Linked DNA regions of Homo sapiens: region 1 is linked to region 2. A link is an interaction called in ENCODE POLR2A ChIA-PET data of the cell type or tissue named here. Cell type or tissue: Panc1. All regions are shown on one strand. Each heading gives the region's core, and the rest is flanking DNA. Links, peaks and the distances in the headings are about the cores only. Region 1 overlaps LINC01170 (long intergenic non-protein coding RNA 1170). Region 2 overlaps LINC01170 (long intergenic non-protein coding RNA 1170).

Region 1 (11,067 bases), core at 1,725-9,724, 54 kb after region 2:
ATGCTGAAGTAGAAAAATATTGATGGAGGCACATTTGCTTAAGGGCTTAAAATTATATTACTGACATTTCAAAAAGTATTGGGTCCCAACTTCCAGGTGAGTTTTGGAGGATCTAGCAATGTGATTACAGTAAGAAATAAAACTTTTAAATACCCCTACCTATATGCTTATCCTTGTAAATGTCTACTGTTTATTATATGAATGTTGGAGAGATGTATAGGCATTTAGAAGGACCATGTAAACTAAATGTTTTGCAACTTAACATGATACAGACATGAGATTTGGAAATGAGTATTTACCAAAAAGACAAAGAAGCTCACCACAGGAGTTGCTGGAAATACAGTTATTCTGGGTGTACTGGATGTCCCTTATTTATGCTGCATTCTTGAGATGCAAATAGGGGTCTTTCACATAAAACATACTTTGGCTAGCTTTTTGAGATTGGAATGCCTTTCCAATAACAAGTTATCAATAAGAAGTTCTAAAATGTTATGATCAGATCATCACCACAGCTGTAACTTTAACTGAAATGTTCTTTTTTAGGCTGATTATCCACAGAAACTAGTTTACCATTTTAAATGACTTTTTAAGTCACAGATTATTTAAAGTGCACACAATAACAACAAAAACAAAGTAAACTATTTCACAATGGCTTGTGAGTATGGACCTAACCTGCATCTTTCTTCCAGTCTTTACTTTTCTCCTTATTGCTTCCTTTTTATTTCCTTTTGTATTAGTTCATTTTCACACTGCTATTTAAAAAAAAAAAACTGAGACTGGGTAATTTATAAAGAAAAGAGGTTTAATTGACTCAAAGTTCCGCGTGTCTGGAGAGGCCTCAGGAAACTTACAATCATGGCAGACAGCAAAAGAAAAGCAAGCACCTTCTTACATGGCAGTAGGAGAGAGAGAAAGTGAGGGGGGAAATGCCAAACACTTTTAAGCCATCAGATCTTGTGAGAACTCCCTCACTATCACAAAGACAGCATGGAGGAAACTGCCCCCAAGATCCAATCACCTCCCACTAGGTCCCTCCCTCAACACATGGGGATTACAATTTGACATGAGATTTGGGTGGGGACCCAGAGCCAAACCCCATATCACCTTTCCTCTTCCCATTATTTTACAGTTTCTTGATAAACTTTAACTACATCGACTAATTTGTGATTCAAATTTATAATTGTTAATAGTGTTTTCTAACTCTGTTTTTATACACTTTCCTCCCATTCATTACAACTAATCAATGACTTATAAAATTCAGCAGGCTTGTGGCATGAGTTTTCCTGTTCCCACTAGACACTAAAATATGACCCTTGAAATGACATCATTAGGTCGTCCGGAAGCAATCAGATTGCTGAAAACCAGAGAAGCCCTTACTGTCTAAAAAAAAAAAAAAAAGGTATATGAGGAAAATAAAGGAGTACTTCTTGGGAAAATGAAAAGGCAAAAGTATCATATCATAAATTATTCTTCCAAGTGCTCATTTTATTTTGTGTAATTTCCCTGAGCTTTAGGTTCTTGAAGACTGAGAACATAAAATAAGAAAAAACTGGGCTGTAGTAGAGAAAAGATTAAGTGAGGACACTGTACATTCATGACTCCTGTATATAATAAAAGCACTTTCTGGGCAAAATTAAGACTGTTATCAGATATAGATGCACATGTACAGATGATATATATATATATATGTGTATACGTATATATGTATATATGTCTTACTGGGTGGTTTTTATGCACCCTGACTTTTCTACTACTTGATTAAAAGACTAGGCAATTCCCCTTGAGATTTGTTCCTCCACGCAATGTGCTGTAATTGCAACAGAGTGCTTGATACAGCAGCAATGAGCACTATTCTGTAATAAATTTGGGTCACTGCACGGTTCATCATGTAGTCCTTGGCAACAGGAGATAAAGCACTGGTTAGTGCCTCTCGCTTTTAGCTGCAGTGTCACTGGTTCTCCTGCCTAATTATATTAACAGAGCTAAATGTACGCAAATTGTCCCTGTCCTAGGTCTTTCCCTTCCCACTGTCTCCATAATATTTCATCTCCAGAACACATTTCTTACAACAGTAATGTGAGTCAGAGGTGTGGAAGTGTGAGCTGCCAAGAAAAAGACAATTCCCTTCTTGTTGCATCATCCTCTTCATTTTCCTGTTTCCTCAAATCAATATTTTAAAAATCTTTTAGTTCACACAAATTCTCTCATCTATTTCTCTGATGGAAAATCAAATAGAACTTGTATAGGGTTTTCTAAAGTGCTGATTCCTATAGCTAAGTATTCGAATAAACTTAGTGCATTTCTTTAGAGAAATGTTTTTTGCTTGCTTCATTACCCTTACACTTCAGAGTTTTTATTTGCAGATTGTAGTTCACAGGAATTAATTTCTGATGCCTCTAAACACATTTTACAGGGCTACCGGCAAGATTTAACCCTTTGCTTTCAAGTCTGCACATCCTTCCCGTCATCTCTTTCCAGACCCTTCTATAACCACACCCATATCATGCTCTCTTTCTCTCCCCTAACCCTGCCCTGAAAAATCCAACATCTATTAATTCTCAAATTTGGCTCAGTGAAACTTTAAAAAATTATTGCTTTAATAGAATTTGGGGCAGGAGGATTCAATAAAAGGAATTCATGCGATAGAGCCAAAATAAGTATTAGAAATATTAGAGAGATGGAATGGTTTCTTTTTAACTCCAGCGCACATATTTAAATCAGTGAACTGTATGCAGTAGGTTTCAGACTGACGCCTGAGACATGCATTTTGCTTTTGAAGATCTTTGCCTTAAAACACTTTTGAAGCATTTAATAAGTGAGTTAGGACTGTGTAAATCTTGTTAAAGCAAGTGAACATGAAGTACACAGCTGAAAAGGCAGCCTGTTAACGCTTGGAGGGAAATGAGTGTCCTTATTCTGCTCTTACATCAGTATCGGGGTGAAGCTGGAATGCTCACTTTTACCTTGCCTCGTAATGATAAAAGTTCTCTACCTTTTGAAGCGTTAAGACTCTACCATAAACAGATACTTCGCTTGCTGTTTTTTGTTATTTATCTTGACAAGGCTTTTATTTTTATTTTTTGACTTTGCTTTTCACAGAGCATCACAAGCTTTCTTAATCCTGTGTAAATGTAGAGAATAACCTTCCCCAGCTGTGACCAGTAACATAGAAATCCTCGCGAATCAGACTTGTCATGCCATAGTAAATCCCTCAAAACTAAGCGAGAACCTGAAAAAGCAGATGACCACCCCCAGGTGCTTTGTCATCAACAGTAAGAGGAAAATATCCCAGGGATGTAGGTACCTGAGAAACCAAGAACCAAATGCCTGGGATATATGGAAATTTTTTTGTGGTACCAGAGAACCAAGTTCCTCAAACCCTATGTGACACCATATCTTCCCACAGACAAAAAAAAAAAAAAAAGTCACTTTGGTCTTCATCCCAATTGGCACCAAATATTCTGAAAAGAGCACAAATAAGCAACAATTTTCTATGAGCATATAACTATAATTTTTGATAACCAACCATAGATTTTGCAGACAATAAACCTCTTATTTATAGTTGACTTTGAGCCTCTCTGGATCTTATTTTTCTCTCCTGTATTATGGGACAATATTTATCTTGCATGGTTGCTGAGAGAATTAAATGAACTCCAACATCACTAAAGCACCTGGCACAGGGGACAAACACAACAAATTTCAAGTCGCTATCATTCCCACTCTGAAGTGTAAAAACCATGTCTCGTTATGCAGAGAAAATGCATTTTAATAATCTTGACAATAGACTTGAAAGTGTATTAAACATAGTCCACATTCAACCTATTATAAACTCTTAGAGCACTTATTATAGTGAATCCTATTGTACTTTCTTTCTTTTTTTCCTCCCAAAAGAATACTGGAGTCATTTATTTCCTTGCAGGAGCACTGTGGATGTCTTTGTAAGTCTGATAGCATTATCTGACAAATAATCAATGTTTGGCTGTAACCCGAGGGCCTCCAGAGCTAGAGGACATTAGTCAGCATGGTATCATGGAGAAGGAGGCAAATCCAGCATAAATTGTTTTCTGTGCTGAAATTATCAGGTGATTTTTGCCCAGGACTTTCCATCATAACACTTCCTATAGGATTAGATTTGAAGCTCAGAATTATTTTGATTATTCATCATGTCATCTTTTGTATCTCGACAGCTTTTCTTTCACAAACTTATTATAGCAAAAGCCCAGCTGAATGTTTCCCGACATGTATCAGTAAAGTGACAGAACAGCTCTATATCCTTATGCTCTTCATTTTGCAGAGAGGTTAAAGTGACCTTTTAACAGACCCACAATAAAATTGGAATATGAAAAGAGTGTGAGGCCCAGGTATAAAACACGCTCCAACCTAGCTGACATAAATACTAATAGGATGGAATAATTTGAGTGGACAGAGGAAAAATAAATCAAAGTCACTCACACTTAAATGTATAAAACTATTGTAGAGACACAGAGCATGACTAAAGGTCTGATTTATTTCTGGCAAAGCCCAGTAAAATTGAAATACCTAATACCATATTCCAAACCACCTTCAGAAAGGCATACGTTTAGATATTCTTTCTTGCTTCCAAAATGTGTTCTTTCTCTGTTATCTGCCAAAGGGGAAGCATGAAGCAGACTGATTAGAAAAAATCACTAGTATATCTTTTGGAAGTGTAAGAAAAGTGAACATATAATTTACGTATACTATCCAGTCTTGTGTTATAAATACATGATGCTTTCTCATCTCAACTACCTGACTTTATATAACATACTGCAAATAGAAATCTGGGGTTAGACCAAAAATTTTTTAAACTTGAAAGTGAATTGGACATAAGAATCAGTTCTTTTCTACCTTGTATACATAAGCATATAATTGTGAAAATCTAGGGTGTTTTGGTGACTACAGCCAGTTTTGTTATTTTGAGGGATCTGCAAAATCAGAGCCATTGTTGAAGTGAGAATTAAAAATTACAATGGGTCCTCCCTACTGAGATACAATAGAGAACAGCAGAAGAGTGGGGAAAGAAAAGTTCAGGGCCATACTGAGGTCACGGGAGTTTCCTGAGAGATAGTAATTATTAAGAATAACCACACCAGAAATGATGTTTGCTCTTACAAGGGTATCCGGGACAACAGGGTTAAGAATTTGAGACCTTGACCTAGGAGACAGAGATTTGTAAAGTGAGCTACTCTTGGAATATTAACTTGATAAATTAGGTTTTAAATTCCTAGTCTCTCATCTCTTCGAGCCATGCAAAAGAGACTGAAGTCCAAAGCCCCCTGAATGCAAGCTCCAATCTACAGACTTTTCATGAGAAAGTCTGCAGTCTCAATTCGAGACAAAGCCTGATCTCAGGGCAGCCAGTCTTCAGCAAATAATCTTGGCATTTTAAGTGGTGTTTAAAATGTTCTATACCATTAAAACTCTTTTGATGTTGAATCTAAGAGCATTCTAAAGAACATGGCAATAATGAACCCAAGCTGCACACCAAATTCTAGGTAACATAAGAAGCTCTTTGAAACATCTTCAATTCAAATTCTAACATACAGTGTCCAGAAGAAACCGCAAAACAAGAAAGCTTAAGTTTTTAATTTACATTTGGAAAATGATGAATACGAAATTTTAAAATGGTATTGTACAATCTCTCTTAACTTTGGAAATGAATAAAATGGTGATTATTTAACAAAGATGTAATTGCAGGTGACTTATGGCAAGAAGCCCATTACCATGATTTATCCAAGCAATAAGCATTTATTAAACATCTACTATAAACATTTATTGAGCATCTAACATTACACCTGAAGCAAAACTACTCAAGATTGCTCTTGTGAGAGGCAGCACAATCACAAATCAATGACTGCAATTCCGTTTCTCCCTCCTAGCTTTTTATTTAAGGCTCATATTTGAATTTGTTTTCAGTCTTCTCTGTCCACAGCATCTTTATATACAACCCATGTCCCCCCTAAGGCAGACACACAGCTCTCTCCTTGTGTTCCTCAGTTCTGCCACTCTGAAAATGTGCCTACCTCTTTGAGGGGCTCCCAGAGGCTTCCAACATAAATTGTGTGCATGCCACATGCCACATAGCCTGTGCTTTAATTGGCCATCCCAAATATACCTTTCAAATTCAGTAAAAATTCATTCCATAGTCCCATGTGTGATATAGTATCAAACAAAGAGATAGAAGATAATATTTTAGTTTATGGATATCTCCCATAAGGGTGCTCATATTTGACATCTATTCATTACTTATGTCTTTCTCCCAAATGCAGAGCAAAGTGAGACCAGGAATGCTTTAAAGTGATTCCTGTAGCTGTTGATCAGTGAGAAGAATAAGTAGTTTATCAACCCAAATATTAGCATTACCTGGATAATTCTGTAAAAACACAAATGCTCAGATACTATCTCTGGAGATCTGGATTCAGTAAGTTTAGGGGCGAAGACTATCTGATTTTTTCTACTCTCTAGTAATATTGGTGTATAGTAAGGGCTGAGAAAACCAAGATAGGAAAATTTTTAAGTTCCATCAGAACTAATAATTTATAGCTCCATGCTATGTGTGGTTAGATACTGGAACCACCTGGACAGAAAGCTTTGATGGAGGGCAGGAAAGAAGGAAAATGAAATACACAAAACATGGAGTGTGACCCCAGCAGAGCAGACCCCATTGAACTCTACGGCAGGGTTTCCTGGGTTTCTAGATGAACGGAAAGGAGTCACCAGCTGCTTTTGATGGTGTTAAAAGACATAACAAAATAAATGAGTGCATAGCATATAGGGGTAGAAGAGTGTTTGAAGATTAATTCTAAGCACTCAATCATTTTGTTTAGGGCCTATGTTGCCCATCTATCACTAAAATGATAGCCGAGTAAGGTGAACATGCATGATATGGTTGCTACAAACTGGATCCGCTTTGAGGAAATATGATTCTGATTCAGAACTTTTTTACACTTGCAGGTTTTGACAGAAAAGACTGTGGACTCTGGCAGCTGCTCTGGGATGACTTTACTCTTTTTTTTTTTTTTTTTTTTGAGACAGAGTCTCGCTCTGTCGCCCAGGCTGGAGTGCAGTGGCACTATCTCGGCTCACTGCAAGCTCCGCCTCCTGGGTTCACGTCATTCTCCTGCCTCAGCCTCCAGAGGAGCTGGGACTACAGGCGCCCGCCACCACGCCCGGCTAATTTTTTTTGCATTTTTTTAGTAGAGACAGGGTTTCACCGTGTTAGCCAAGATGGTCTGGATCTCCTGACCTCGTGATCCACCCGCCTCGGCCTCCCTAAGTGCTGGGATTACAGGCGTGAGCCACCGTGCCCGGCCGACTTCACTCTTCACATAGTTGTTAGTTGCAGTGAGGGCCATATGTGTTCTGCATCATCCAGCAAATGTGAGCAGAGAATGTGGACCCATCTTTCACTGCGAAAACTGACATCCAGAAGCATTCATTTCCAACCAGCACACATTGCCTTGATGGCCATGCTGGCAATGGGCTGTTGATGTCCCGTCTCCACCCGCTCGGCCCCAAGGTCAACATCTCCATTAAGCAGAGTAGGCACAGTGCAAGGGCCCACGATAGTGTTGAAGTTCATAAAAAATGTTTTAGTTTCATTTAAAATCTGGAAAAAATTAACTTTTAGGTCAAGAACATGTTAACCTATTCATCTTTGTATGAACGCAGTTGTAAAATATAATTCTAATATGATTTTAGGAAGGAAGAGGTCCATGAAGGCAAAATTGGCTAGGACCCATAAAAGTCACAAGGTAGTCCTGATTGTCCTTAATCATGGCCAGCTATGTGATTTGTATGTTTTTTATGCAAAATAAAAAATGCAGGGCCTCTTGTTCAAAATATTATAAATTTCAAGGTGGTGACGGTAGAGCATTAAACCAAGCATGGGGCCCTCTGAGCATGGTACCCTGTGCAACCTGTCTTGAGAGGTGGCTGATGGGAACCATATTTTTGTTAGAATCTAATATTTCATGAGCCAAGCCCAGAGTCTTCATCTCTATTTTTGACCCAACTTTCTGCATTTCTAATCCCTTTCTTCCTCCGTGTAACTCCTACCAAAATTAGACAACAATAGGACAAGAGTGTTGAAGAAAGACATTGGCTATTGTGGGCATTGGGTTGAGAAATTTTATTCTCTTTTTGACTATCATTACTCTTATGATACTTCAGTTCCACCCTATCATCGACCATCAGACAGAGGATATTTTTTCCTTGTTAACCCACAAATATAACATTTAGTGACCTTGAAATTATGAGTGTTAAAGACATCATACCTTATCTTAACATGTCATTGTCACCAGGTAAGGTCCCTGTTACTATTGCTTTGAAACAAACCACAGTTGGTAAAGGAACTTCTACTGTTAAACCTATCTCAACACAAAGTCGGCGTTATTTATTTATGATGTTACATGAATCATCTGCACTTTCCCTGATAAGCCCTAGGCTGTGTGTCTTTCATTTCAGCTGACATTTTGCTGCCATTTGCCAGGCTAAGTAACTACCGTGCAATCACTCTGAGCTGATGCATGGTCATTGTTTTGCACAAAATGGATTTTTAAGTCAGCTGAAAGGCTTTCTGAAGAATATAATTTGACAAAGTAAATTTTTGCTCATATAACAGAAATCAGCCAGGGCTGTACCAAATGTATTTTTTAAGATAGCTAAAAGGATTTCTGCAGAGAGTTTGACAAAGTATTTTACTTTTGTGCACAAAGCAAAAATTGATTAGTTTTGAACAAAAAGGATTTCTCAGGGTGCTGAAAGGCTTTTCTCTGGAATTAAATATATTCTTTGGCTTGCAGGATAAGGTATTTGAAAGTAGTGTCTGAGAAGACAAATAGTTGTCAGTGACATTTTTTTTTTCAGAAACAAGTTAAAAGAATCTACTTAAATGACATTTTCAACCTGGTTTGGCTCCAGATCTCTCACTGCTTACAGAAAGATGACCCATTTTCCAGTGTACGAGGCTTGTTGCATGATTCATTCTCTTGTTTGATCCTGCTCCTAAATTGATAGAATCATTGAGTAGACATTTCACTGAACACTTTTCCCCCTTCAGTTTAACTATAGGAGACAAGAAATCTGAACAAATTGAAGGGCAAGGAGTTTTAACTTAAATTGTTTAGCTTCAGGGAAATTTTGCTGACAATTTTCCAATACCCACAGTACTTCTATTTGAGGAGAGGAGGTGATTTGGAAACATGCAACTTATACAAAAACTGATTCCATTTTTTCTAAACGTGTCAGTCTGCTGCCATGGAAAGTTTTAAAACTGGAAGATAAATGCAATGACCTACTTATCCAATGTGCTATGAGAGTTGTGTGTGTGTGTGTGTATGCACTCGTGGGGGTGTGTGTGTGTATGTGTTAGTCAGGGGTGGTTGTGAGCAAGTATGTGGTGTGGCTATGACACCAATCAAATTTTTGGACAGTGATCCTTTTTCAAATGAAAAGGTTGCTTTTAGGAGTACATGTAAAAATAATTTACAACCAAATATCTTGGTATATATCTTGAATTTTTAATGCATTTTTTACACTTTTTTTATGCTGGTACAAAGTTTGAATTACTTTTTCCAGCTTAGTTTGTACTCCCTGCCTAAGATCATGAGAGGGCAGCGTCAAATCATCCTTTCCTATCATTTTTGGTTACACCATTAAATTAAATACAAAGTCCAAATTTAAAAGTTCTTCATTAAGAATAAATTGTTAAAGGTTTAGAAATTAATCCCTGATATATACTATTACCTTTTTTATATTTAGAAATTAAAGGCAGCTTATTTTTAAGAGTTTCATTGCTTAACAAGATTGTATTCATACATTTGAAACAAGTTCTTGATTTATTTACATTAATGGACACAGGAGATTGAATATATGATCTTATTTTTGTCCTTGTTTCTAGTTCCAAATCAAAGTAATTTAAGGTAAATAGAATCCTCTTTTCCACAAGATGTTCCTTATCTTTTTTTATTTTTTTATTTCAATTTAATTTTTTTAAATTTTATGGGTACATAGTAGGTGTATATATGTATAGAGCACATGAGATGTTTTGATACAGGGATGCAATGTGAAATAAGGAAACCATAACGAATGGGGTGTCCATACCCTCAAGCATTTATCCTCTTTGTCATGTTGTTTTCAAAGTAGAGACTTTTAAATAAAGAAAATGAGAGTTGGTGGGTCAGCTCTTTTCATTTTATCATTCACCAATATGAGGAACACACATCCACACATATGCTTACATACATATCGTTATTATGGCACTACCTCCCCTAAGGTTCGACAGTAAACAGTAAGCACAATCATTTTATTGACCAAGTCTCTGACTTACTGTCAAAACTAAACAGAACAAAAGTAGGGCAAATCTACAGGACATTGATTACTAACCTATTTTTAAAAGGAGACTAACCCAACATGTGCCATTTTGCCTGATACCTTACTAATTTCACACCATGTCTTAACTATATGGTATCACAAGCAAGTTTAAAAGAGCAGTGTTTCTAGTCCATGGCTTATCCAAAGAAACCATTCACTGCAAATGTCAAATCCAGTGAGGTGAAACATGAACAAGTATGAGAGGTTAACCCTTGGCATGTGGTTCCAGGGTGTGGGGGTGATATGGTTAGGCTTTTTGTCCCCACCCAAACCTCATATTGAATTGTAATCCCCAGGTGTTGAGGGAGAGACCTGGTGGGAGGTGATTGAATCATGGGGGCACGAGGTTCTCATGATAGTGAGTGAGTTCTCACAAGATCTGATGGTTTAAAAGTGTTCGGTAGCTCCCTGCTTTCACTCTGTCTCTCCTGCTGCCATGTAAGAAGGTACTTGCTTCTCCTTCATTTTCTGCCATGATTGTAGGTTTCCAGAGGCTTCCCCAGCCATGCAGAACTGTGAGTCTATTAAACCTCTTTTGTTTATAAATTACCCCATCTTGGGTATTTCTTTATAGCAGTATGAAAATGGACTAATACAGTAAATTGGTACCTCAGAGAGTGGGGTACTGCTATGAAGATACTTGAAAATGTGGGAGTGACTTTGGAACTGGGTAAC
Region 2 (11,067 bases), core at 2,123-10,122:
TTTTGGGGGAGATAATATCTGCAGCTTTAATTTTCTCTCTGACTACCAGGCATAATGTAAAATTAATGTGCATCATGTCAAGGTTATGGCAAGGCATTGTTGTCTGGAAGGGAAAACTGTTTGCTCCCCCGCCCTCCAAACACTTGCACATACCGTGATAATACATTATTAAAAAGCACATTTCTTTGTCATTGTCAATAGTGGTGAGCCAGTAAAGGATATTTTCCAGCACTCATTATGCAGGAGGAAGTTAAGAGACTTCTAAAACTCAGTCTTAAAACAAAGAACATACTTTGTTTATTCATAAAACAAAAATAGTTCCATCTTATCTAGCATTAATAAAAATAAAGTCAAACAAGACATTTGTTCAATTACCTTCCTGGTATTTGAATTGTAAATCAGTAATTCTTGGACTTTTACCTGATCCTACAAACCAGTGATGGGTCTCCAAATTTGTATTTTTGTCCAGAACCATCCCCAGACCCAGATGACTCTAAAATAAGCAGCTGGTAGAGAATTATGATTCTGCCTGAAAAAGATAGGAAAAGCTTTATAACAATAACATCTCTTGTATTCCCTCATCATCTGACTCTTCTCATAGGTCTAGCCTTATACACAAACTCACAGATGGAAGAAAACTCCAGTATTTTTTATGATAAAGATGTGTTCCTTGAGGGTAGAACAGAGGATTATAAACATTTTCCTAATGGAAGAAATCTATAGATAGGCAGAACCAAAAGGAAATAAATGTTTGCTAAATAAATTTCAAAAGAACAAGATTAAATTCAAGCAAATGAGTTATAAGAATAAAATTATGGCAAAAGGATTGTTATAAAAACCAATGTCCATGCTACAGTTTTGTTAACAGTGATGAAAACAAAATGTGCCCTCTTATCTGATTTAAAGTGTTGAAAGATGAAGATAGATCCCTTTTCCCTGAACATATTAAATTCAAGTCTAAATAGTCCTCCAAAAGTAAATTGATTTTAACCTTGCTCACATTTTCTCTACTTCTCTCTTCAGTAGCTAATAATGTGTAGTATTACATGTGGATTAGGCACAATACTAGAGCCTTGTGAAGAAGACAGGTCTCTAGGAATATGACATGTGAGAGCCCTCCTGATGTTTAGCTAGGTTTTTGAAAAAATAAATAAATAAATAAACAAACAAAAACTAGTGTAAAATAAAGAGACATAAACTGAATTTAAATAATTAGTACAACCTATTATAAGGAAAAGTCAGGATAATTTTAAGAGCTATCTCAGTTTGCCACATTTATAGCTGCTAGGCGCTCAGGCTTCAGATATTTTGTAGAATCCTTGCCAGGGTCATTCTACCTTGCCTCCATGGGAGCAGGGTGTATTAGTCAGCTTGGGCTGCCATAACAAAATACTACAGACTGAATGGCTTAAACAACAGACACTTATTTTTACCAAGTTCTGGTGCTGGCAAATTTGGGTTTTGGTAAGGGCTGTCTTCCTGGCTCCCTTCTCACTGTATCCTCACACGGCCCTCCCTCTGAGCTTGCTTGCTAATATCTTTTCCTCTTCTTATAAGGTATAGGTATTCTATTGGATTAGGATCCCATCCTTATGAACTTATTTAACCTTAATAACTTCCTTATAGATCCTGTCTCCAAATACAGTCACATTGGAGTTGGGGGTTCCAATATGAATTTTGGGGGAACAAAATTCAGGCTATATTACAGGTTTAAGGAACACTTAAGATGGGACCATAGGTAGCCCATGGGCCACATGTGGATGTGCTAGAACAAGTCCTTCCTTCCTCTCAGTAGATGTAGTTCTGTCCATTAGGGTGGACAGCTATGGATTTGATTCTGGCCCCTAATTACCTTATTAGTCATAAGTTCTTTGCAGGGCACAACTTGTTCAACCAAAAGTGAATTTGAAGAATCCAAAGAGGAGTCTTGGGCAACTTTGGACCTCAATAATGACAAAAAGAGCCTTCAGCAGAGATAACCAGAGGCCAACTTTCAAATATTGGTAGAATAAAAACCTATCCTAAAATATCTCACTTCCATTTTAGACAGCTACTAGATAATCCAGCATGCCAGACATAGAACTTAGATTCCACCAGACTCAGGTTTAGATCAGAATACACCCCCAAGCACCCTGATGCATACCTGAGGAAAACACAGGAGCATCCATAACCCAAGCAGAAATCTACCTAGGATCCAAACTAAGTACATCTATTTATTTAGATCACGGTAGCACAGAGAGCAGCTTCTAATAAAAATCAGCCTAGTCCCTGAGAAGACTTCATTCATGAAAAGTACCAGAGGTCAGGCTTGACCCCCTGGATTGCCCTGGCTGGAGGCTCCTTAAGGAGAACCAGTGTTGTACAATGGATAAGATGCCAGGTTCTGAGGCCAGGTTGTCTGGATTTGAATCCTGGATCTACCCTGTGATGGCTGTATGACCTTGGCCAAGTTACTTAACATTCTATGCTTCATTTCTCTCATTTTAAAAATGGCTATAATTATATTGCCTATTTCAGATTGATTGTGAGGATTAAATAAATGAGTACACATATACTATCACTTATTTAAAATTCTCAAACCAAAGAAGTGAAAACCTAAAAGATTTTTGTGCCCCTTTAGAGACAAAAACTGACAAACTTATTTGGCAGGAAAGCTTGGTTTGGTCTGAAATTAGACTATGTATAATCCTTATTCATCCCACTTAGTGTTAATATTCATATTTTGCTACAGAAATATGAAAATATATTTGATTACAGAGTGCTGCCTCAGACTCAGCTTGAGATATAAGGTTATATTTGGTATACACACCTTTCTAAAATAGGAAAATACAAAATTGGCTCCTAGGGTTGCAGATAAGGAATTGTAGACTTAGAACAGTAACTAGCACTTAGCAAGTCTATTTAAGTGTTAGCTTTTAAAAGACTGTCCTGTGACTAAGTGTTCCACATACAGAAAGGGAGATCAGTGACCCTATCTGCTCCATAAACTTCAACTTCAAGTTACAGAATCATAGGATAATAGAGCTAGGAACAGGCTGAGAGATGATTTTTTCCAGTCACACATTTTGTAGATACCAAAAACAGATACTAAGCTTCTGACCATAAAGGAGTAACAGGGTCCAGATTTACCCTACCACCTGAAATAACCAAAAAATATATTATAAAACAGTTTTCAGTAGGACATCAGTCAATGAAGAACAGTGATCTCAAGGAGATGGAATACAAAAAGGTAAGCCCTATGATTGCCATAGTTAACTGACTGGAGAAAGTTTCCAGGCAAGGACAGGAAATACAGACAGAGCTTGGTAAAGTCCTTGAGTTGTGACCAAAGTGGATAGAGTTTGCAAGTCAGAGAGCTAGACAGAAGAGACATACATAGAGATGGGACTTTGGAGATCAGCAGAGCATCCCCTGGAGTGTACAGCTGAGTGCTATCTATACATGCATGTGAAGAAACTGCCTGAGGCTGGGAAAAGAAACACTCAAAAGAATGAAAAGGAAAAGTACCCAGCACTTACACAGGACTGGGAATTGTGCCTCCTGTTCCCATGAGCCAGAATGAAAAGAAAAAAACAAAACAAAACAAAAAAAACAACAACAAGATTTATGGTGCATTGGGGTAGAATACACAAAAGGATCTTTTCTCAGTCATGGAGAATAATTAGCCCTAGACTGAATACTATTCTGGTTCTGCCTAAAATATCTTAAAAGCAGAACCCACAAGGCTGAAACTGTTTTCTAAATAACTTAAATGAGTCCCAGAACAAAACTTAAGAATACGTATAGGAATATAAAATATTCAGCAGCCAATAAGGTGAAAACCACAAAGTCTGGGATACAATAAAAAAGGACCAAGCATACAAAGAAGCAGGAAAATATGACCCATAACAGGAAACATAGTCAATCAAAACTGACACAGACTTTTCTCAATTCCTCTCACTAAATACAACTAAAAACCCTGGACATTATAGATAAAACAAACATAAGACTCTGAAGGTGGGGAGAAGAAGGCAAACCAGCTAGGGAAGTCAAGACTCAAGGAATATGTTGGTGAGTTCCCTGGGTTTTCTGTTTCCCTCAGATAGCCCAGAGTTGGTGCTCTACAAATGGGAAAGCCAAAATATCAACATCTGCAGGCAAAAATAAGCCTTAACAGAAGCCTTCTGTCTCTAACCAAAGGTCTATGAGGGCAGCATAGCAAGACAAAAAACTTTTAGAAAACAATCGCTGTCTTCAATCAGAGATCACAGAAAAAAACAGCATTCCCACCCCTTCCATTCCAGCAAAGGACCAGTGAGTATTTTTTCCTTTGTGAGGTTTTAATGGGGTATCACAAGATATTTGTTGGGGTAGTATCAGAGAAGGTCAAGACTGGAGCCAGGTCTTTTAACACTGCAAACTGGCAGCAAATCCCCATTTCCCTGAAGTGTCGTGAAGACCAGTGGGGGAAGCAAGATACCTGCACCCCATCCTAGTTAAGCAGCATTGCCCCTTCCCCTGCCAGAGTGGTGTCAAAGAAAGCTACCGAAAACAGAAGGTTTAAATAATTTCTAGAATCTAATAATATAATATGAAAATATTCAGATTTCAATTGAAAATTATTCATCATGCCAAGAACCAAAACAATCTCAAAATGAATGAAAAAAACAATCAATAGATACTATGCTGAAATTACAGGAATGCTAAAATTATCTGGCAAAGATTTTAAAGCAGCCCTGACAAGAGTCCTTTTCCTGAGAAAACAGACTTGAAAAAATGAAAAAATAGAAAGCTTCACCCAGTATATAGAAAGTTTCAGTAAAGAAATAGGAGATATATTTAAAAATTAGAATTTTAGTACTGAAAATTACAGTAATTGAAAGGAAAGCTCTGTTAATGGGCTCAACAGCATAATGAAAGGAACGTAAAAATGAATTTGTGAAATGGAAGACAGAACTATAGAGACTGCCCAATCTGGACAGCAGAGAGGAAGTGGACTAAAACACAAAAATAAAGAGGGCCTTAGTGACCTGTGGGACTATAACAAAAGATCTAAATTTCTGTCATTGAGTCCCAGAAAGAAAGGAGAAAAAAAGGCAGGGCTGAAAAAGTGCTCAAATTAAAAATGGCTGAAAACTTACCAAATCTAGGAAAACATTTGAACATACACTTGCAAGATGCAAAGTGAATGGCAAGCATGATAACACAAAGAAATCTGTTCCAAAACAACTTCTGAAAATTAAAGAAAAAATTTTTGAAAGCAGCCAGAAAAAAAAAATTGACACCTTACCTATAGGGGCAAATATTCAAATGACAACAGATTCCTCATTAGAACTTATGGAAACCAGAAAGAAGTGGCACAACAGTTTTCAAGTGATGAAAGAGAAAAAAACAGAACTGTCAACACAGAATCCTACACCCAGTAAAAATATCTTATAGGAAAGAAGAGAAAAATCAAGTGTTCTCACACGGAAGAAAACTAAGATAATTTGACACTAGCAGACCTACCCTAAAATGACTAAAGAAAATTCAATAAACAGAAAAGAAATCATAAAAAAAGAAGCTTGGAACATCAGAAAGAAAGAGAGAACACGATAAAAATATGGGTAAATAGAAGAGATTTTGCTTCTCTTGAGTTTTCTAAAGTTTGCTTTATGGTTGAAACAAAAATCAACAGTGTCTGATGTGGTCCTAAATGTATGTAAAGAAAACATTTAAGACAATTATAAGTAGGGGATGGTAGAAGAGCATAAAGGTCAGTGATAATTCTATACTTCACTAGAAATGTTAAAATGACAACACCAGTAGACTGCAATAAGTTATGTATGTATATTGTAACACCTAGAACAACCACCACAAAAGCTATAAAAAAAGCACTCAAAAGCATAAATAAATCAAAATCTTTAGAAATGTGCATATAATCCACATAAAAACAGAAAGAAGAAAGTAAAGAAGTGAAACGCAGAGAATAAACAAAAAACAAAATATAAAATGGCAGAATCGAGCCTTAACATATCAATAATTACATTAAATTTAAATGGTTACTACATCAATAGAAGACAGAGATAGGCAGCACTGATTTTAAAAACAACTCCTCCCAACTATATGCTACAAGAAACCCCTTCAAATATAATGATATTGACCAGTTGAAAATAAAAGGGTGGAAAAGACATATCATGCAAACAAGAGAAAAGCAAGAGTGGTTATAGTAATATCAAATAAAGTACCCTGTAGAGCAAAGAAAATTACCAGCTGCAGAGATTATATGTCATGATAAAAGTGTCAATTCACCAAAAAGTCATAGCAATCTTAAATGTATTTACACCAAACAATAGAACTGCAAAATACATGAAGTAAAACTGACAAAGCTGAAAGAAGAAATAAATCCAAAATTATATTTGAAGATTGCAATAACTTTCTCTCAAAATTGATATAACAGCTACATGGAAAATCAACAGTTATACAGAATTCAATAACACCAACAACCAACAGAATCTAATCAACATTTATGAAACACACACCCTACAAGAGCAGAATACATTGTTTTCAAGTGTCCATATAATATATTCTAAGATATGCCATATCCTGAATCATGAATGTAAAAGAATTGAAATTATCCAGATTGTGTTCTCTGACCACAATGGAATAAACTGGAAATCAGTAACAGAAAGATAACAGAAAAATCTCTAAGTACTTGAAAACTAAACAATACATTTTAAAGTAGTCTGTGGGTCAAATACAAAAACTCAAGGGAAATTTTAAAAATACACTGAGAAATAAAAGTGAAAATACAATGTATCAAAATTTGTGGGGCACAGCTAAAGCACTGCTGAGTGGGAAATGTACAGCATAAAATATATACATTAGATAGAGAAGAAATAACAAAAATAATCTGAATTCCCACCTAAAGAACCTAGAAAAAAAAGGGAATAAAATAAACACAAACCAAGCAGTAGGAGGAAAATAATAAACAAGAGAAATCAGTGAAATCGAAAACAGAAAAACAATAGAGAACATCAATGAAACAATGAGATGGTTCTTTGAAAAGATCAACAAAATTGACAAATCTTTGGCAAGACTAAGAAAAAAGAAGAGAAAAAGCAAATGTTGGTTAATTTCAGAAATGAAACAGGACATATTACTACAGACCCTGCAGACATAAAGTGAAGAATAAAAGAACACTATGAACAACTAACGCAATTCACCTTATATGAAATAGGTAGACTGAAGAGCCCTGTAACTATTAAAGAATTCAATATTGATTTAAAACTATCCCAAAAAGGAAATCTCCAGACCCAGATACTTTTACTAAAGGATTTTACCAAATGTGTAAAGAATAATTCACAACAGCGTTATAAAATCTCCTCCAGAAAACAGAAAAGAAGAAAATACTTCCCATTTTATGACATTAGTTTAATGTCAAAAATAAACAATGATGGTACAAATAACAGAAAACTACAGACCAATATCCCTCATGAATAAGAGGCAAAAGTCTTTAATAAAAATTTTAGCAAATAGAATTCAGCAACTCATAAAAAATTATACACCATTACCAAGTAGAGTTTATTCCAGAGACAGGTGGCTAAATACTCAGCAGTCAATAAATAAATGTAATTCACCTTATTAACAGGCTAAACAAAATCACATGTTGGTATCAGTCAGCAGAAAAGCATTTTACAAAATTTAACACCTATTCATGATTTTTAAAACTCTCAGGAAAGAAATGGAAATGGAGGAAATCTTCCTCAACTTGATAATAACATCTACAAAAAACTTAGAGTTAATATTACACTTAATGGTGAAAGATTAAATGCTTTCTCCCTAAATCAGGCCAAAAGCACATATGAGTTGGGCTAGTGGCACACACACCTTTAGTCCTAGCTACTTTAGCTACTTGGGAGGCTGAGGCAGATTACTTGAGCCCAGAAGTTCAAATCCACGTTACCCTGTCTCAAAAAAAAAAAAAAAGTCTTCTTTCAGAAGTCATATTCAAGACAATGCTAGACCTTCTAGCCAGTGCAAGAAGATGAGAAAAGGAAACATAAGGCATCAATTGAAATGAAAGATATTAAACTGTTCCTATTTGTAGATGACATGATTTATTTATATAGAAAATGCTAAGGAATCTATAAAAACAAAACTCCAAGAACTAATAAGGTAGTTCAGCAGATCTCAGAATACAAGATATATAAACATCAATTGAATTTTTATATACTAGCAATAAACATGTGGGCGCCAAAAATGAACATACAACACTACATAAAATTATTCAAACAAATACAATTCCTAGGTGTAAATCTTACAAAATATGTACAGGACTTGTATGCAGAAAACTGCACAACACTGAGGGTTTTAATCATAAAGGGATTCTGGATTTTGTCAAATTCTTTTTCTGCATCTATTGAGATGATTGTGATTTTTTATTTTAATTCTGTTTATGTGGTGTATCACATTTACTGATTTGCATGTGTTAAACCATCACTGCATCCCTGGTACACTTGATCATGGTGGATTATCTTTTTGATGTGCTGTTGGATTTGGTTAGCTAGCATTTTATTGAGGATTTTTGCATCTGTGTTCATCAGGGATGCTGGCCTGTAGTTTTCTTTGTTTGTTATGTTCTTTCCTGATGTTGGTATTAGAGTGATACTGGCTTCATGGAATGATTTAGGGAGGGTTCCCTCTACCTTGTGGAATAATGTCAATAGGATTGGTACCAATCCTTCTTTGAATGTCTGGTAGAATTCTGCTGTGAATCCGTCTAGACCTGGATTTTTTTCTGTTGGCAATTTTTTTTAGCACCATTTCAATCTTGCTACTTGTTATTGGTCTGTTCAGAGTTCCTATTTCTTCCTGGTTTAATGTAGGAGAGTTGTATATTTCCAGGAATTTATCTGTCTCCTCTGGGTTTTCTAGTTTGTGTGCATAACAGTATTGACAGTAGGCTTGAATGATCTTTTGTATTTCTGTGGTATTAGTTGTAATATCTCCCATTTTGTTCTAATTGAACTTATTTGGATCTTTTCTTTTCTTGGTTAATCTTGCTAATGGTTTATCAATTTTGTTTATCTTTTCAAAGAACTAGCTTTTTATTTCATTTATCTTTTATATTTTTTTGTTTGTTTCAATTTCTTTTAGTTCTGCTCTAATCTTTGTTATTTCTTTTCTTCTGCTGTGTTTGGGTTTGGTTTGTTCTTGTTCCTGTATTTCCTTGAGGTGTCACTTTACTTTGTCTTATTTGTGCTCTTTCAGAGTTTTTGATGTAGGCATTTAATGGTGTGAACTTTCTTCTTAGCACTGCTTTTGCTATATCTCAGAGGTTTTGATAGGATGTGTCACTATTATCATTCAGTGTAAATAATTTTTTAATTTCATCTTGATTTTATTGTTGACTCAGTGATCATTCTAGAGCAGGTTATTTAATTTCCACGTATTTTTATGGTTTTGAAGGTTCTCTTTGGAGTTGATTTCCAATTTTATTCCACTGTGGTCTGAGAGAGTACTTGATATAATTTCAATTTTCTTAAATTTGTTGAGACTTGTTTTGTGGCCTATCATACACGGTCTATCTTGGAGAATGTTCCATGTGCTGATGAATAGAATGTGTATTTTGCAATTGTTGGGTAGAATGTTCTGTAAATATCTGTTAAGTCCATTTGCTGTAGGGTATAGTTGAGGTCCATTGTTTCTTTGTTGAGTTTCTGTCTTGATGATCTGTCTAGTGCTGTCAGTGGAGTATTAAAGTCCCCCACTATTATTGTGTTGGCATCTATCTCATTTTGTAGGTCTAGTAGTAATTGTTTTATAAATTTGGGAGCTCCAGTGTTAGGGGTGCATGTATATTTAGGATTCTCATATTTTACTGTTGAATTAGCCCTTTTATCATTATATAGCATCCCTCTTTGTATTTTTTAACTGTTGTTGCTTTACAGTCTGTTTTGTCTGATATAACAATAGCTAGGCCTGCTTGCTTTTGGTGCCCATTTGCAGGGAATATCTTTTTACACACCTTTACCTTAAGTTTATGTGTGTCCTTATGTGTTAGGTGAGTCTCTTGAAGACAGCAGATACTTAGTTAATTCTTATCCATTCTGCCATTCTGTATCATTTAAGTGGAACCTTTAGGCTATTTACATTCCACGATAGTATTGAGAAGTGAGGTACTATTCTGTCCATTATGCTAGTTGCTGCCTGAATACCTTATTTTTTATTCATTGTGTTATTGTTTTATAGGTCCTATGAGATTTATGCCTTAGGAGTATTCTATTTTGCTGTATTTTGAGGATTTGTTTCAATTTAGAGCTCCTTTTAGCAGTTCTTGTGGTGCTGGCTTGGTAGTGGTAGAGGTGAATTCTCTCAGTATTTGTCTAAAAAACACTGTATCTTTCCTTCATTTATGAAGCTTAGTTTTGCTGGATACAAAATTCTTAGCTGATGATTGTTTTGTTTAAGGAGGCTAAGATAGGGCCCCAGTTTCTTCTAGCTTGTAGGGCTTTTGCTGAGGAATCTGCTCTTAATCTGAAAAGCTTTCATTTATAGGTTACCAGATGCTTTTGCATCATAGGTCTTAAGATTCTTTCCTTCGTCTTGACTTTAAATAACCTGATGATTATGTCCCTAGGTGATGATTTTTTGTGCAAATGAATTTCCCAAGTGTTCTTTGAGCTTCCTGTATTTGGATGTCTAAATCTCTAGCAAGGCCATGGAAGTTTTCCTTGATTATTGCCTCAAATAGATTCTCCAGACTTTTAGATTTCTCTTCTTCCTTGGGAACACCAATTATTCCTAGGTTTGGTTATTCAACATAATCCCAAAGTTCTTGAAGATTTTCTTCATTTTTTAAAATTCTTTTTTCTTTGTCTTTGTTGGATTGGGTTAACTCGAAAGCCTTGTTGTTGAGCCCTGAAGTTCTTTCTTCTACTTGTTTAATCCTATTACTGAGACATTCCAGTGTATTTTGCATTTCCCTAAGTATGTCCTTCATTTCCAGAAGATGTGATTGTCTTTTATTTTTGCTACCTATTTCTCTGGTGATTTTTCCATCTATATTCTGTAACTTTTTTTTTATTTCTCAAAGTTGGTATTCAC

The links. ChIA-PET counts read pairs that join two places held together with the same protein. Peaks named below come from ENCODE experiments on the same cell type or tissue, not always from the same donor. Only the 100,000 strongest peaks of a DNase experiment are listed, where the experiment ranks them.
Region 1: POLR2A ChIA-PET joins it to region 2 with 5 read pairs; 1 of 35 experiments calls an interaction of 5 or more read pairs at or near these places.

The regions. Positions count from the first base shown.
Region 1 is chr5:124,191,607-124,202,673 of GRCh38, forward strand. All of the region lies in intron 4 of LINC01170 (long intergenic non-protein coding RNA 1170), which reads right to left. Among named protein-coding and RNA genes, the nearest start is that of LINC01170, 240 kb to the right of the region's middle. In Panc1, for the core only: no CTCF peak of the experiment used is centred there; a DNase peak (open chromatin) is centred at 2,128; H3K27ac peaks cover 2,685 bases.
Region 2 is chr5:124,136,792-124,147,858 of GRCh38, forward strand. All of the region lies in intron 4 of LINC01170 (long intergenic non-protein coding RNA 1170), which reads right to left. LOC101927397 (a long non-coding RNA gene) reads right to left here and starts at 527. Exons shown (of 4, transcript XR_246575.3): 1 at 421-527. In Panc1, for the core only: no CTCF peak of the experiment used is centred there; no DNase peak of the experiment used is centred there; H3K27ac peaks cover 391 bases.